2 separate regions of the Homo sapiens genome follow, and region 2 is linked to region 1. Evidence: read pairs that join two places in POLR2A ChIA-PET (ENCODE). Cell type or tissue: OCI-LY7. All regions are shown on one strand.

The links. Peaks named below come from ENCODE experiments on the same cell type or tissue, not always from the same donor. Only the 100,000 strongest peaks of a DNase experiment are listed, where the experiment ranks them.
Region 2: POLR2A ChIA-PET joins it to region 1 with 7 read pairs; 5 of 35 experiments call an interaction of 5 or more read pairs at or near these places.

Annotation. Positions count from the first base shown.
Region 1 is chr1:21,181,408-21,189,407 of GRCh38, forward strand. No RefSeq gene overlaps it. Among named protein-coding and RNA genes, the nearest start is that of EIF4G3, 8.5 kb to the left of the region's middle. In OCI-LY7, no CTCF peak of the experiment used is centred here; a DNase peak (open chromatin) is centred at 3,024; H3K27ac peaks cover 1,061 bases.
Region 2 is chr1:21,036,512-21,044,511 of GRCh38, forward strand. The region is part of intron 4 of EIF4G3 (eukaryotic translation initiation factor 4 gamma 3); the gene reads right to left. Among named protein-coding and RNA genes, the nearest start is that of MIR1256, 52 kb to the left of the region's middle. In OCI-LY7, no CTCF peak of the experiment used is centred here; no DNase peak of the experiment used is centred here.

The sequences.
Region 1 (8,000 bases):
AATGACCTGAGTTTGATTCTTAGCCCTACCATTGATTAGCTGTATGATCTTGGAGAACGCACTTAATTTCTCCAAGCCTTGGTTTTCTTATCTGTAAAATAAAGAGGTTCTACCTCCTAGAGTTATCATAAAAAATAAAACAAATGTGGCCAGGCGCAGTGGCTCACGCTTGTAATCCTAGCACTCTGGGAGGCCGAGGCCGGCAGATCATGAGGTCGGGAATTTGCGACCAGCCTGGCCAACACAGTGAAATCCCATCTCTACTAAAAATAAAAAAATTAGCTGAGCGTGGTGGCGGTGCCAGTAATCTCAGCTACTTTGGAGGCTGAGGCAGGAGAATCGCTTGAACCCAGGAGGTGGAGGTTGCAGTGAACCGAGATTACACCACTGCACTCCAGCCTGGGCAACAGAGCTAGACTCCATCTCAAGAAATTAATTAATTAATTAATAAAACAAATGCAAAACCCTTAGCTCAGTCCCTGGCTCATAGTAATTCTTGGATAAGTTTTAGCTATTTCTTTTTCATTTATGCAGGGAGATTACTTAGCCTTTTTGTTTTTTTTTTTTTTTTTTTTTTTGAGACATAGTTTCGCTCTAGTTGCCCAGGCTGGAGTGCAATGGCACGATCTCTGGCTCACCGCAACCTCCACCTCCCAGGTTCAAGTGATCCTCCTGCCTCAGCCTTCCAAGTAGCTGGGATTACAGGCATACACCACCACGCCCAGCTAATTTTGTATTTTCAGAAGCGACGGGGTTTTTCCATGCTGGTCAGGCTGGTCTCAAACTCCCAACCTCAGGTGATCTGTCCGCCTCGGCCTCCCAAAGTGCTAGGATTACAGTCATGAGCCACCGTGCCCGGCCAGAGATTACTTAGTCATTTAAAATATCTCTGACATCTAGTACTCAATAAATAGGATGTGAAATTTGCTGAATGACTGAATAATCGTGAATTGCCTAAAGATTTGGTGTTACCCTGGAGAAGTTCTGAGTCACACAAGAGGCCAGACTGAGTCTCACTGCACAGGGAGAGAGAAAAGCAAGAGTATCCTAGAGCAGGCCCTGCTAGCCCACGAGACGGGCATTGTGTCTTTGACCAGCCATCTACTGTTCCCAGAGCCCAGTGCAGCCTCTGTCAAAGACCAACATTCCCAAAGAGCTAGATGACAGATGAAGACTCAGCTTATAAGCTTGTACATTTCCTCATAGCTGGGTGATGGTGTGTTGCTTGTTACCATGTGGGATCATGGCTCTGTTTGCCTCAGTGAGCTGAGAATTGGACCCAGGGGGACTACTTAGTTTCTTAATTAAGTCCATGAGCCTTGGTTTGCTGTGTCCTGGCAACAAAGTCTTTTTGAACAAAGTGACTTGGTAATCTAAACTTTCCAGTCCCTAAGGGTAAAGTTCATCACCCGCCCCCCCCAAAAAAATAAAAATAAAAATAAAAAACTTTCCAAAATGTTGTGGCAAGTTGGAGTTCTCTGACCCTTTCATTTTCCTCCTGGAGGGACTGGCCTTTAAAAGCAAGCCATGTTATGCCAAGAGAAGCCATTTGTATTAGCCCAGAGAGACTTGAGTATCATTAGATGCTCTGCACAGAAATACGCAAACGTCCACCAAGGCCTGCTGAGAATACATCTAGACCCAAGGTAATTAAGGCATAGAGATGGGAGGCCAAAGAGATTAAAAAGGAAGGACGGCCGGGTGCGGTGGCTCACACCTGTAATCCCAGCACTTTGGGATTAGGGAGGCCAAGGTGGATGGATCACGAGGTCAAGATGTTGAGACCATCCTGGCCAACAAGGTGAAACCCCGTCTCTACTAAAAATACAAAAATTAGCTGGGTGTGGTGGCACATGCCTGTAGTCCCAGCTTCTCAGGAGGCTGAGGCAGGAGAATCGCTTGAACCTGGGAGGCAGAGGTTGTGGTGAGCTGAGATTGCGCCACTACACCCCAGCCTGGCAACAGAGCGAGACTCCGTCTAAAAAAAAAAAAAAGGAAGGAGGAGAAGGAGGAAAAGGAGGAAGAAGATAAGCAGGAGGAGGAGAAAACAAAGAAGATGAAGGAGGAGAAGAAAAAGGAGGAGGAAGAGGAGAAAAAAAAGGAGGTGGCGGGGAGGAAGCTGGGCACTGTGGTCCACACCTGTAATCTCAATGCTTTGGGAGGCCTAGGGGGTAGGATCACTTGAAACCAGGAGTTCAAGACCAGCCTGGGCATCCTAGTGAGTTGCTCTCTCTACAAAAAGAGTTTACAAATTAGCTGAGTATGATGCCACGTGTCTGTAGTCCCATCTATTGGGAAGGCTGAGGCAGGAAGATCACTTGAGCCTACGAGTTTGAGGCTGCAGTGAGCTATGATGGCACCACTGCACTCCAGCCTGAGCAACAGAACAAGACCCTGTCTCAAAAATAAGTAAATAAGTAAATAATAAAATAAATAATTAGCCAAACATGGTGGTACACACCAATAATCCCAGCTATTTGGGAGGCTGAGGCAAGAGGATCTCTTGAGCTCAGGAGTTCAAGGCTGTAGTAAGCTATGGTTGCACCACTACATTCCAGCCTGGGCTACAAGACAAGACCCTGTCTTTAAAAAATAAATATAAAGGAAGAAGAGACTGTGGGGCTCCCACCTGAAATAGACATGGAGGAAGGAGAGAAACCCCAGTAGGAAAAGTAAAGATTTAGCTCCATTCCCCGTATGCAAGTACGTTCATGATGGGCCACAAATGCTCATCTGCATAGAGCTGAGCCAGTTGGCCCTTCCAAATGCCTTAGGGCCCAGGGATATATGGTGGTGTGTGAGGGTGGTGGTTCCTTTTATGGCTATAAGACAGATCCAGATTCTAACCTTATAGACCAAGCTGTACCACCCTAAGTAAGTTTCCTAACTTCTGTGGACCATTTGCCAAATGAAGGTAAGTCAGCCTCTAACAGATTAGAACAAGAAGTAAAGGAACTTGTCTGCAGAGACTGTCAACAGGGCCTAGGGCACAATAGGCAGCTCAGCAACCCTTACTTCCTTCCCTATTCCCCTCAGGGTGAAGTTTCAGCTTCTTTGATTTAACATCACTCTCACTTCTGGAGCCAAGCTGTCCTACCTCTTTGCCCACAGCACGTGTGATTCTTACAGCTGTCAGCAATTCCTAGAGTTGACCACAGCCCTTCCAGCCACAGTGGCCTTAGATAGTTCAGGTTCATTAGGATGCAAAAGAGAGCAAAAAGTATTATCATAGAATGCTTAAGATGGTAAGTGTTGCTATGTGTGTTTTAGCACAATTTCTAACAAGTATTACAGAGACTGGTCGGGCTGGAAACACCCTCAAGGATTACCTTTCTCAGGCTCCTGGTTTAGGCACAGAGCACAGAGTTGGAAAAGGATTTCCTCAAGCAAGTGAGCAGCAGGGCCAAGACGGAACGACCTCTCTAAGGTGTCTCTCACGATGTGATCCTATCCTCTCATTCGGAAGTAGGATCCTACTGAGCGCAGTGGCTCACTTCTGTAATCCTAACACTTTGGGAGGCCAAGGTGGGTGAATCACTTGAGCTCAGGTGTTTGAGGCCAGCATGGGCAACATGGCAAAACCCAGTCTCTACTAAAAATACAAAAATTAGCCAGGCAGTGGTGGTGCGCCCCTGTGGTCCCAGCTACTCGGGATACTGAGGTAGGAGGATCACTGTAGCCCAGGAGGTCGAGGCTGCAGTGAGCCATGATTGTGCCCCTGCACTCCAGCCTGGGTGACAGAACGGGACCCTGTCTCTCAAAAAAAAAAAAAAAAAAAAAAAAGGTGGGATCAGCCAGGTATCCTGCTGTAGCTCACACCTGTAATCCTAACACTTTGGGAGGCCAAGGTGGGAGGATGCCTTAAGCCCAGAAGTTCAAGACCAGCCTAGGCAACATAGCAAGACCCCATTTCTACAAAAAAAAAAAAAAAAAAAAAGTATCTGTGTGTTTGGTGCATTCCTGTAGTCCCAGCTACTTGAGGTTGGAGGATCACTTGAGCCCAGCTGTGAGCCGCAATTGTGCCACTGCAATTCAGTCTGGGCAACAGAGCAAGACCGTATCTCAACTAAAAAAAAAAAAAAGTCGTCACTGGGCACAGTGGCTCCCACCTACAAACCCAGCTACTTAGGGAACTGAGGCAGGAGGATTGCCTGATCCCAGGAGTTCAAGGCTGTAATGAACTGACAGCACCACTACACTCCAGCCCGGGCAACAGAGCAAGACCCTGTCTCTTTTATTCTATTTTATTTTATTTATTCATTCATTTATTTATTTTTTGAAACAGAGTTTCACTCTTGTTGCCCAGGCTGGAGTGCAATGGCGCGATCTTAGCTCACTGCAACCTCCACCTCCCGGGTTCAAGTGATTCTCCTACCTCAGCCTCCCAAGTAGCTGGGATTACAAGCGCCCACCACCATGCCCAGCTAATTCCTGTCTCTTAAAAATAAAAAATAAAAATAAAAATAAAATATATATATATTTCTTTTTAGGGCTGAATAATATTCCATGGTATGGATATACCACATTTTGTTTATCCATTCATACACCAGGGGAGATTTGAGTTGTTTCCACCTTTTGGCTATTGCAAATAATGCTGCTATGAATATAGGTGTACACATACCTGTTTGGATTCCTGCTTTCAATTCTTTGGGGTATATGCCTAGAAATTGGATTGCTGGATCATATGGTAATTCTATATTTAACCTTCTGAGGAACCACCATACTGTTTTCCGTAGCAGCTGTACCATCTTACATCATCTCTACCAGCAAGGCACAAGGGTTCGAATTTCTCCACATCCTCACCAACACTTGTTATTTTCTGTTTGTTTTGTTTTGCTTTTTTTTTTTTTTTTTTTCGAGACGGAGTTTTGCTCTTGTCCCCTCGGCTGGAGTGCAATGATGCGATCTTGGCTCACTGCAACCTCCGCCTGCTGGGTTCAAGCAATTCTCCTGCCTCAGCTTCCCGAGTAACTGGGATTATAGGCACGTGCCACCATGCCCGGCTAATATTTGTATTTTTAGTAGAGACGGGGTTTCACCATGTTGGCCAGGCTGGTCTCGAACTACTGACCTCAAGTGATCCACCCGCCTCGGCCTCCCAAAGTGCTAGGATTACAGGCATGAGCCATCTGAATAGTTATAATATATAGTATTAATACATAATAGGCTGGGCACGGTGGCTCATGCCTGTAATCCCAGCACTTAGGGAGGCTGAGGCGGGTGGATCACCCGAGGTCGGGAGTTCAAGACCAGCCTGACCAAAATGGAGAAACTCTGTCTCTACTAAAAATACAAAATTAGCCGGGCATGGTGGCGCATGCCTGTAGACCCAGCTACTCGGGAGGCTGAGGCAGGAGAATCGCTTGAACCCGAGAGGCAGAAGTTGCAGTGAGCCAAGATTGCACCACTGCACTCCAGCCAAGAGCGAAACTCTGTCTCAAAAAAAAAAAAAATTAATATATAGTAGCCATCTGAATGGTTGTGAAGTGATATCTCTTTGTGGTTTTGATTTGCATTTCCCTAATCATTGGTGATGTTGAACATCTTTTTGTGTTTTTAATGACCATTCAGGTTCTTTTTCTTTCTTTTTTTTTTTTTACGGACTCTCTCTCTCTGTTGCCCAGGATGGAGTGCAATGGCACAATCTCGGCTCACCGCAACCTCTGCCTCCCAGGTTCAAGTGATTCTCATGCCTCAGCCTCCCAAGTAGCTGGGATTACAGGCATCTGCCACCACACCTAGCTAATTTTTGTATTTTTAGTAGAGATGGGGGTTTCACTATATTGGCCAGGCTGGTCTTGAACTCCTGACCTCAAGTGATCCGACCGCCTCAGCCTCCCAAAGTGCTGGGATTACAGGCGTGAGCCACCGTGCCTGGCCTCTTTGCCCATTTTTTTAATCAGGTTGTTTATTTTGTTGTTGCTATTATTGAGTTGTAGAAGTTCTTTCCAGCTCTGCCACTTTTATCTGTGTGTCCTTGAGGCACTGTGCCTCAGTTCACTAAATTGCAAAAACACAAATTTTGGCCAGGCACAGTGCTCACACCTATAATCCCAGCACTTTGGGAGGCCAAGGTAGGAAGATCACTTGAGCTCAGGAGTTCAAGACCAGCCTGGACTCATCTTTACTAAAAATTGTAAGAATTAGCCGGGCATGATGGTGTGCACCTGTAGTCCTAGCTACTCAGGAGACTGAGGTGGGAGGATTGCTTGAGCCTGAGAGATCAAGGCTGCAGTGAGCTCTGGTTACCCCATTGCACTTCAGCCAGCCTAGGTGACAGAGTGAGACCCTGTCTCAACAAACAAACAAAACATATTAAAAACTCTATTAATTTCTACTACTTCCAAGGGTTATTGTGAGGGCTGTAAGCTAGCAAGCTGAAACCAACCACTAGTGTGTCTGTCCGATAAAAACAACAACTAACGTTGACTGAGCACTCATTATGTGCCAGGCATTAGGCAAAGCTCTTGACATGCCTTAACTCATTAATCAGGCTCTGTGTGTTAATAATACCTGCATGTAGGAGGTGAGCCATGGCAGGGGCTTCATTTTTTCCTCTGGCTAATCACCCAGCATGTTCAGGAGGAAGCCGCTGGACCTGGGGCAAGGCAGCCTTAGACCTTGCTGATGCCAGGCCTTATTAGCACAACCCTCACATACACCAAATCCACTAAGCTACCCCGTTGCTGAAATCGACATGCACCTCCACCAAGCCTGGCTCAGTGAAGGTCTCTAATACATGCCTAACAGGCCTCCAGCAGTCTCTAAGCCAAGGGGCTTCACCCACTCACCCGCACTTCTCATCTTGAATCTGGAAACCACATTCTTCTACCCTGGGTGGCACAGCCTTCCCCTGGCCCTGGTTGAACCTGATGCCATTTAAATATCCTGCCAAGCTTGCTGCCTTGAGAAAACCTTGGACACTGATTTACCTCCTATCTAATGACTAGAAGAGGAAGCTGGATTTCCAGATGCCCACAGCTGGCGTCAAGCACCAGGCTGGCTCCAGTGATCTCTGTGGGAGCCAGCCTGCCAGCCTGGCCTGGCCTGCCCATACTCCAGACACCTGGAAAGAGACTGAAGCGTTGCTATGCTCTGCCTTTTCCCACCAGCAGGAGAGTGAAAATAGCAGTGATTTAGAATTAATTCTGCAGATGAACATTTTTCGGTTTCCCAAATTTGGCAATCCTTCTCTCCTTGTTTTTTCCACCTTCATTGCATGCCTTTTCTTCTACTTGAATAAAGAAGATGAAGAAGATGCTTGGTTCTCACCTTTCATGCAGGGTATGTGGATATTGGATAGAGTCCAGCCTCTTCAGCTGGGCACCTGCTGCCCCATCACTTCTGGCTCTTGCCAATCTCTGCAGCCTCAGTTCCCAGCCCTCTCCCACTGACATGCACCCAGAACAGCCATGGATTTTCATGTCTCTGAGTCTTTCCATTTGCTATTCCCTCCAGCTAGAGTATCTCCTGCTCCTGGCTTGCCTAGAAGTTCCAATTTATCCTTTAAAACCTAGCTCAAGGCCAGACGCAGTGGCTCACACCTATAATCCCAGCACTTTGGGAGACCAAGGTGGGTGGATCACCCGAGGTCAGGATTTCTAAACCAGCCTGGCCAACATGGTGAAACCCCATCTCACTAAAAATACAAAAAAAATTAGCTGGGTGTGGTGGTGGGAGCCTATAATCCCAGCTACTTAGGAGGCTGAGGCAGGAGAATCGCTTGAACCCAGGAGGCAGAGGTTGCAGTGAGCCGAGATGGCGCCGCTGCACTCCAGCCTGGGTGACAGAGTGAGACTCCATCTCAAAAAACAAAACAAAACAAAATCTAGTTCAGGTGGCATCTGAGACAAACTTTCCTAGGTTCCCTCCTCCCAGCTAGACAGACTTAATTGTCCCGCTCCCCCTGCTACTTTTGTGCTGAGACATTATTTTCTTGTGATTCTATCGCACTATATTAATAAAAAGCTTATGTAGCCTAGTACCTGGCACATAGGAAG
Region 2 (8,000 bases), 140 kb before region 1:
CTTAATATTTAAAATCAGTTACACAGAGATGGTATTTCTTTATACCTAGCCACCATACCATGTCTCTATATAAATGCTTATTTGTGGGCTGGGCGCAGTGGCTCACACCTGTAATCCCAACACTTTGGGAGGCTGAGGCAGGTGGATTGCTTGAGCTCAGGAGGTCAAGGCCAGCCTGGGCAACATGGCAAAACCCCGTCTCTACAAAAAAATACAAAAATTAGCCAGGTGTGGTGGCATGCACCTATAGTCTTAGCTACTTGAGAGGCTGAGGTGGGAGGATGGTTTGAGCCCAGGAGGTAGAGGTTGCAATGAGCCAAGATCGTGCCACTGCACTCCAACCTAGAGACAGAGTGAGACTCCACCTCTAAAAAAATAATAAAATAAAAGCTTATTTATGAGTTACATTCTAGAAATATTCATACTAAACAATGAGATCACCTACTCAGAAAAAGTAAGAAATTCTCTATTCAGTATAGTACTGAACTGGTTTAAAAGACCTAAATCTCTGTCATGGCATCCTAAAAAAGACTTTTCCAGCTTAGCAATTAAGTCTTAATTATTTGATTCACAATGACAGAACAGCTGGAATATTAAGATTCCCAGACCCTCACAGAATAAGGTCTCTAAGGGTGGCTTAGAGTATTTGGCTCTTTTTAAGTTAAGCTTGTACTGGTAAACTTTTACTGAACTGTACAAAATTAACAGTACCAGTCAGAAAAAGGAAAAAAAAAAAAAAAAGCTATTGCGCCAAATAAAGCATCCACACTGCAAACAGCCAAAAAGTGACACTTCTGGAAAATTTCATTTACAGCTAGTTTTCATTCAACTATTTAGGGGCTTACTATGGATCAGGCACTGCTCGTCATATGGGGGGAAGCAGTTTGGCTGCTTTTAACAGTTTGAAAACACTATAGTATAACTTTAAATCTAGGCGTATCTGATTGTATGGAAGCAAAAAACACCCACTCTTATTCTGGGTGAATCAGAAGAGTCAATTACATAGTACCTGGCAGGGTATAATTTGGTTCTATCACCAAAATAAATTGGCATATAAAATCAATACCGTAAAAACCTTCTGAGTACAGACCACGATGCAAAGCATATTATCTGTAAAAAAGCTGTAACAGTCTGTTTTAGCTACTGAACAGAAATGTCTTCTCAATCACCAGAGCTACTTTCCCTAAATTAAGACTAGCCCAATTCACTTTGCTTGTATAAGATCTGAAAATGGGGGCATCTTGCTCCTTTCAGTGAAAACCATCCTCAGCAAACAAAGCCTATAAAGTATCATTTGGGCAATATGTATCAAAAGGCACTGTTCCTAATCGGCTGTGGGATTAGAGGAGGGAAAAGGCACTGTTCCACAGCTTTGTCTCAATGCTGGGTGCACATTAGCATTACCTAGGCTCATCCCAAGCAATTAAATGAGAATCTCTGGAGAAGGGGACCCAGGCATCAGGTGATTCTAAGTGGGAAGGCAGAAATGAAAACCACTGATCAAACTCTTTCTCACTTCTGAGCAGTGATACTATATGGAGCAGGGAAACACTACTGAAATCATCACCATTTTTGTACTCTTTATAATTAGTTCAACATTGAAATGCTATGGCTTTCTGCCCCTCAGAAGACAATAATAGACTCACATAATAGGATAGCTTGATCACAGGCTACTTGTGTTCTCTCAAAAGCAACTATACTATTCAAAGCTTAGCTTTTACTTATACAGCATGACAACTCAGTTTTCTCTCCAATCCCAGGACCAGTTCCCCCAAGACTGTGGGCTAAAAGCACCAGTGTACTGATAAAGAGATGCTGTTGGTTCACTGAATTCCCAACAAAAGTATTCTACAATGTCTGCAATGCTGGCTCTCCACTTCCTACTTCAATGGCTGCTATTTAGGACCCTCTCTGGACCTACTACTGATAGCCACCACGATTATCTCTACTAATTTCTTCCCCTCATTTCTCCCACCTTTACATAGTCTCTGGTTTCCTGTCAGTTTCTTCTTCTACATCTCAGCTAAAACATCCCTAGCCAGAGTTCTCATTCATTTGTCACACGAGACCACTAGACATAATCTTCACTCTAGGTCCTGATATACCCCTAATTCAGACCACCTCCTACTCCACTAATTTCTTTCTTTCTTCTCTCTCTCTGTTTCTCTTAGAACTAGGACTTCAAATTAGATTTTTAAGTACCTACGAAGGGAATCATTAACTAGAACATTCCCAGTTCTTGGGAGTGTCTATAAAAGTTATGTATAAGTTCTTTATTAAGGTGAATACTACATCTTAATTCCACTCTCAAGCAATGATGCTTTCTTCACCTACTTAGAAAAAGAATGTTGTGTCCATTATGAAACATATTTTTTTTTAAATACACAGAATCCTATAAAAATCCCAAAAACAAATTTTGGGAAAATAGAAAAGCCCATTCTAAAATTCATATGGAATCTCAAGGGTCCCCCAATAGCCAAAACAATCTCGAAAAAGGAGGACAAACCTAAACGTCTCAAACCTGGATTTCAAAACTTACTACAAAGCTACAAGAATCAAGTCAGTATGGTACTGGCATACAGACAGACATACAGAGCAATGAAAAGAAAAGAGCCCGGAAATAAACCTTCACATACGTGGTCAAATGATTTTTGACAAAGGTGCCAAGACTATTCAACGGGTAAAGGACAGTCTTTTCAACCAATGGTGCTAGAAAAACTGGATAGCCACATGCCAAAAAAACGAAGCCAGGCCTTTATCTTAAACCATACATAAAAATTAAATCAAATGAATCATAGTTCCATTCTGTGAGAGAACACAGAAAAACAAAATTTTTAAAATGAATCATAGATCTAAATGTAAGAGCTAAAAGTATACAATTCCAACAAAGGAACATAGGGGGAAACTTTCAGAACATCAAATTTGGCAATGTTTTCTTAGATATGACACCAAAAGCACAGACAACAAAAGATAAATTAGACTTTATCAAAATTAAAAACTTGTGAGCGAGGCATGGTGGCACATGCCTGTCGTCCCAGCTACTTGGGAGGATAAGCTGGGGGGATCCCTTGTATCCCAGAGACGGAAGCTACAGTGAGTTATTTCCAACACCCTGAACTCCAGACTGGTGTACAGAATGAGACCTGTCTCAAAAAAATCCAAAAATTAAAAACTTTCTGTAAAGAACACTATCAACAAAGTGAAAAGGCACCTGACAGGATAGGATAAAATATATATAAATCACATAACTGATAAGGAATTGATATCCAGAACATATAAAGAACTCCTACAACTCAACAACAACGAAAGAAGCAACCCAATTAAAAAATGGGCAAAGGGCTTTGAATAGACATTTCTCCAAAAATAGACAAATGGCCAATAAGCACTTTAAAAGATGTTCTAAATCAATAATCGTTAGTGACATGCAAACATTTTATAGATACACTCTCTCTGCTCACACCTCAGCATGTAAAGTTTCTGACACCACCACAGTGATATTATGAAATACATATTTGGTCTTCATCCTGATTCCTGTCACACAACTTCTAAAAACCTTAGAATCGCCAACGTCTGTCTTTTTGTATGCTAATGTTGACTGACAGCTAGAGTTGATCATCACAAGGGCATGATTAGAGGGTTGGGACTTTCAGTCGGACCCCCAACCTCAGGGGAAGGAGAGGGGCTAAAGGTCAAGTTGATCACCAGTGGCCAACAGTTTAACCAATCATGCACATAATGAAGTCTCCAAAAAACCTAGGACACGGTTAAGTGAGCTTCTACGTAACCAAACACATGGAAGTTGCTGGAGGGTGGTGCACCAAGGAAGGGCAGAGAAGCTCTGTGCCCCTTCCCCCATACCTTACCATAGGCATCTCTTCAACTGTATCCTTTGTGATATCCTTTATAATAAACAAGTAAACATGTTTTCCTGAGATCTGTAAGCTGCTCCAGCAAATTTATCAAACCCAAAGAGGGGATCATGAGATCCCCAAATTGAAGCCAGTCAGTCAAAAGTTCCAGAGGCCGGGACGTATGGCTGGTATCTGAAGGGGTGGGAAGGCAGTCTAGAGGAATGTTTTTAATCTTTCTGTGTCAAGTTTAAATGCATATTCCTAGATTTTGGTTTTTGACCAATTTGAGTTGAGATTTGACCAATGAATTGAGATAATTTAACTGTGTTGTTATTACAGTTCTGTTAAAGCGAACTAAATATGGTCTGAGAAGGACTCCGTACTTTTAAATCTGAGTCCCTGTGGATGAACCCTAACTCAGCTTAAAAGGCAGACAAGACTGAAAACCTAAAGAGTATGCAGCTGTAAAAACAGCTGAGTCTTGGCCAATCCCAGCAGCCATACTTCAACCAATCATAGACTGCTGAGTGTTCAAACAAGGCAAACGTCACCCTGTAACCAATTCAGGTGTTTCTGTACCTCACTTCTGATTTTTTTTTTTAACACTTTCCCTTTTTTTGGTCTATAAATTTGTTCTGATCAGAAGGTACCCCTAGAGTCTCTATGAATTTGCCGTGATTCTGGGGGATGCCTGCACCAGTCATTCACTGCTCAATTAAACTCCTTTAAATTTAATTCGACTACATTTTAATTTTAACAGTTATGAATATGTTTCACAGTCCAGATGTCTTATCACATTTACTTTGTATTTCCCCTTTCCTGACTTTCTCTCAGGGATGTCAGCTGCTTTCTGCAGTTATTAATCTCTAGATTACCTCCGCATCCTCCTTTTTATTTTTATTTTTTGTAGAGACCAAGTCTCACTATGTTGCCCAGGCTCATCTCGAACTCTTGGGCTCAAGCTATCCTTCCACCTCAGGCTCCCAAAGTGCTAGGATTACAGGTGTGAACCACAATGCCCAGCCTCAGCATCCCCCTTATTAATCATTCAGCCAGTATAACAAATTCATGTATTAAAAATCCTCTCCATTTGAAATAGTTTAGTGTAATTTATTTCTTACTAAGACTATGACAACTGCACTAAACAGGCATGTGAAAATTTGAAACTGAACTATAAAAGAAGATGGGCAATTTTCATGGTGATTAAGAGTAGTAAGATGTGGAGTAATAAACAGAATTTTGAATAATATAGTGTAGTACTTGAAACTGGAGAAACACTGGCAGTGAAGAGAAATGGAAATATGTTTTACATGAAAAGTATAACAAAATGTTGGCAACATGGTTTCTGCAATATGTCACCTACTTAGGGGTTTTCTATGAAACAAACTACTTTACAGAGAACACACACACAAGGGAGACAGAATTTAGATAGCTTGAGAGTTCATCATTCTTCACAGAGAAAAGGGTCCATCAACTGATGAAAAGCTTGGAAATCAGACTTAGCCCTTCGTGTTACATTATAAGCATGACTAGACATTAGAGGGAAAAAAACGTAAATAAATGTATGCACTGAGAAAAAAAGTTTGTTGGTTTAGTGAGTAAATTATAACAAATTTCTTTTCTTTTCTTTTTTTTTTTTTTGGAGACAGGGTCTCACTCTGCCGCCAAAGCTGGAGTGCAGTGGCACAAGCATGGCTCACTGCAGCCTTGACCTTCTGGACTCAGGGGATGCTCCCACTTTAGCCTCCCAATCAGGTGAGACGAGAGGCCCACGCCGCCATACCCGGCTAATTTTTGTAGAGATGGGGTTTCCCCACATTGCCCAGACTGGTCTGAAACTCCTGAGCGCAAGTGAACTGCCCACCTCAGCCTCCCAAAGTGCTGGGATTATAAGCAAGAGCCACCTCACCCAGCCCAACATTTTTATTTTCTAATAGTCGTTCTATATATCAATTTATAATATTCATTCTTTATACTTAATTGATTCTATTTGCTTTAAATATAACTAAGTTAATCTCTCTTTACTATTCATTGAGAAAATTTAAAATGACCATCATCTACAAGATGTGTGTGTTATTGACTTTTTATTGATTGCTGAGTCACTGAAATTCACAGTTCTTAGTTCTATAAAGATAGCTAGCCTTTGTACACTACATTTTATAGTTTGTGACTTTTAAGTAAATTTTTTCATTTGATCCCTTATAAAAACAGTCCTGAATCAAGCTTGTCTTCTCATTTCTCTCCCAGCAATCAGCATGCTCCCGTCCACTACAATAAATCTGAAAAGACATATATACCCATTTGCCTGACTAAACTCAAGACAATATTATACATGTCTACTATGGTACTTAACCTCTCTGCTGAGCTTTCCCTCAGAGTTCTGTCTGCTCACTTCCCCCACAACACGCTCTGAATCACATATACATTTTTGCAGGAACTATCACAAGCACTTTAAATTGAAGAGTCAAACTGCACAATTTCTTCATTATTCTTAAAACTTACCTGTTCTGTTTCTCATCCTAAAATTTACTGACACATGCTAATCTCTGCAGCTGAACTGAATTAGCAATTTTCAGAACCATAAAAATCTAAAAATCTGAATGTCACAACCAGATAAAAAATAAATTAGTGGCACTAAAGTGAGTTTTTCCCCCAAATCTGTGGGAAATAAATGAAGTGTGATATTCCCAAGAGGTAAACTGGCAAGAAAAACGCTGACAGAGTTTTTCATGACTTCTTAAAACAGATGAGAGGTAGCCAGAGAAATAAACAAGAGTCTCCCAGGATGCATCCAAAAGAAACAGCTGTTCAAATGTAAAAGACAAAATCCTAAACCTTTTGCCTTTGACAGGATTTAAGTGAAAATGAACATCATCAACAAAAGACTGAGCCTACATAAAACAGAAGTAAAGAAATGCTTACAAAATCACAATCAGTTTGGTTCTTACAAAATTCTTTAGCTTGCTGTAATAGTGCTGAATTAATACTTAGATAAAATGTGGGTTCCAGCCATGTGAATTTGCCAAACAGAATGTAAAACTTAGGGTGAGAAGTCTGAAAAATAATTGTACTTAACCATCACTCTTGCAGCAACATTTAAAAACTAACCACAGAAATGTCAAAAGAAAATAAATGGAATTCTTTTCGGCTACAGGCAATACAAAGAGAAGTATAATCAAACATATAAAAGCTGCTTTAGGCACATTTCAAGGTAAGTTACAGGACTGCATAAAAGATTAAACACCTAGGCCAGGCACGGTGGCTCACACCTGTAATCCTAGCACTCTGTGAGGCCAAGGCAGGTGGGTTGCTTGAACTCAGGAGTTCGAGACCAGCCTGAGCAACATGAGGAAACCCAGTTTCTACAAAGAAATACAAAAAGTCAGTTAGTCCCAGCTACTCTCAGGAGGCTAAGGCAGGAGGATAGCTTGAGCCTGGGAGGTGGAGACTGCAGTGAGCAGAAAACACACTGCACTCCAGTTTGGGTGACAGAGTGAAACCTTGGCGCAAAAAAAAAAAAAGGAAGGATGGAAAGAAAGAGAGAGAGAGAGAGATGAAACACCTATTAGAAAAACATTTGGTCAAGGTTGCTTTATAAATATGGTTGCAACTAATTTTTTAAATAAAAACAAAAAATGACCAAAAGAGCTGAACACTCTTCCAATCAAGTATCACATTAAAATAAATCTCAACAATTAGAAAAGCCTACCATGATTCTTTGGAAGCTGCATTCATGGTACATGGGGACTTGGTGTGGGTTTGGACACCTGCAGTACTGACTGCACTGAGTTGGTCCCCTTGGTGACAAATCCTCCATTTGGTTTTTTTAAGTTGATAATATGTGTAAGTTCTTAAAAATCTACTTTTTTTTAAAAGTGTCAACAAATATTGTCATTAAACACTTTACAAATAACATGACTTTGCAAATGTCATTAAAAGTTACAAAGGCCTATAAAATATTCATATTTATATTTGTGATATGCTAAAGAATCCTGGTAAGCTCAAATACTGCCTTAGATGGACATGATGTGTTTCAAAGTGGGGGCCATGGGGAGTGTAAAAACTATACATTTTGCTTTTTTTAAATTAAATTCCATACTCATCTATTTCAACAATGAAATGTGATGTTTTCTTAAAGCAAATTTTCAC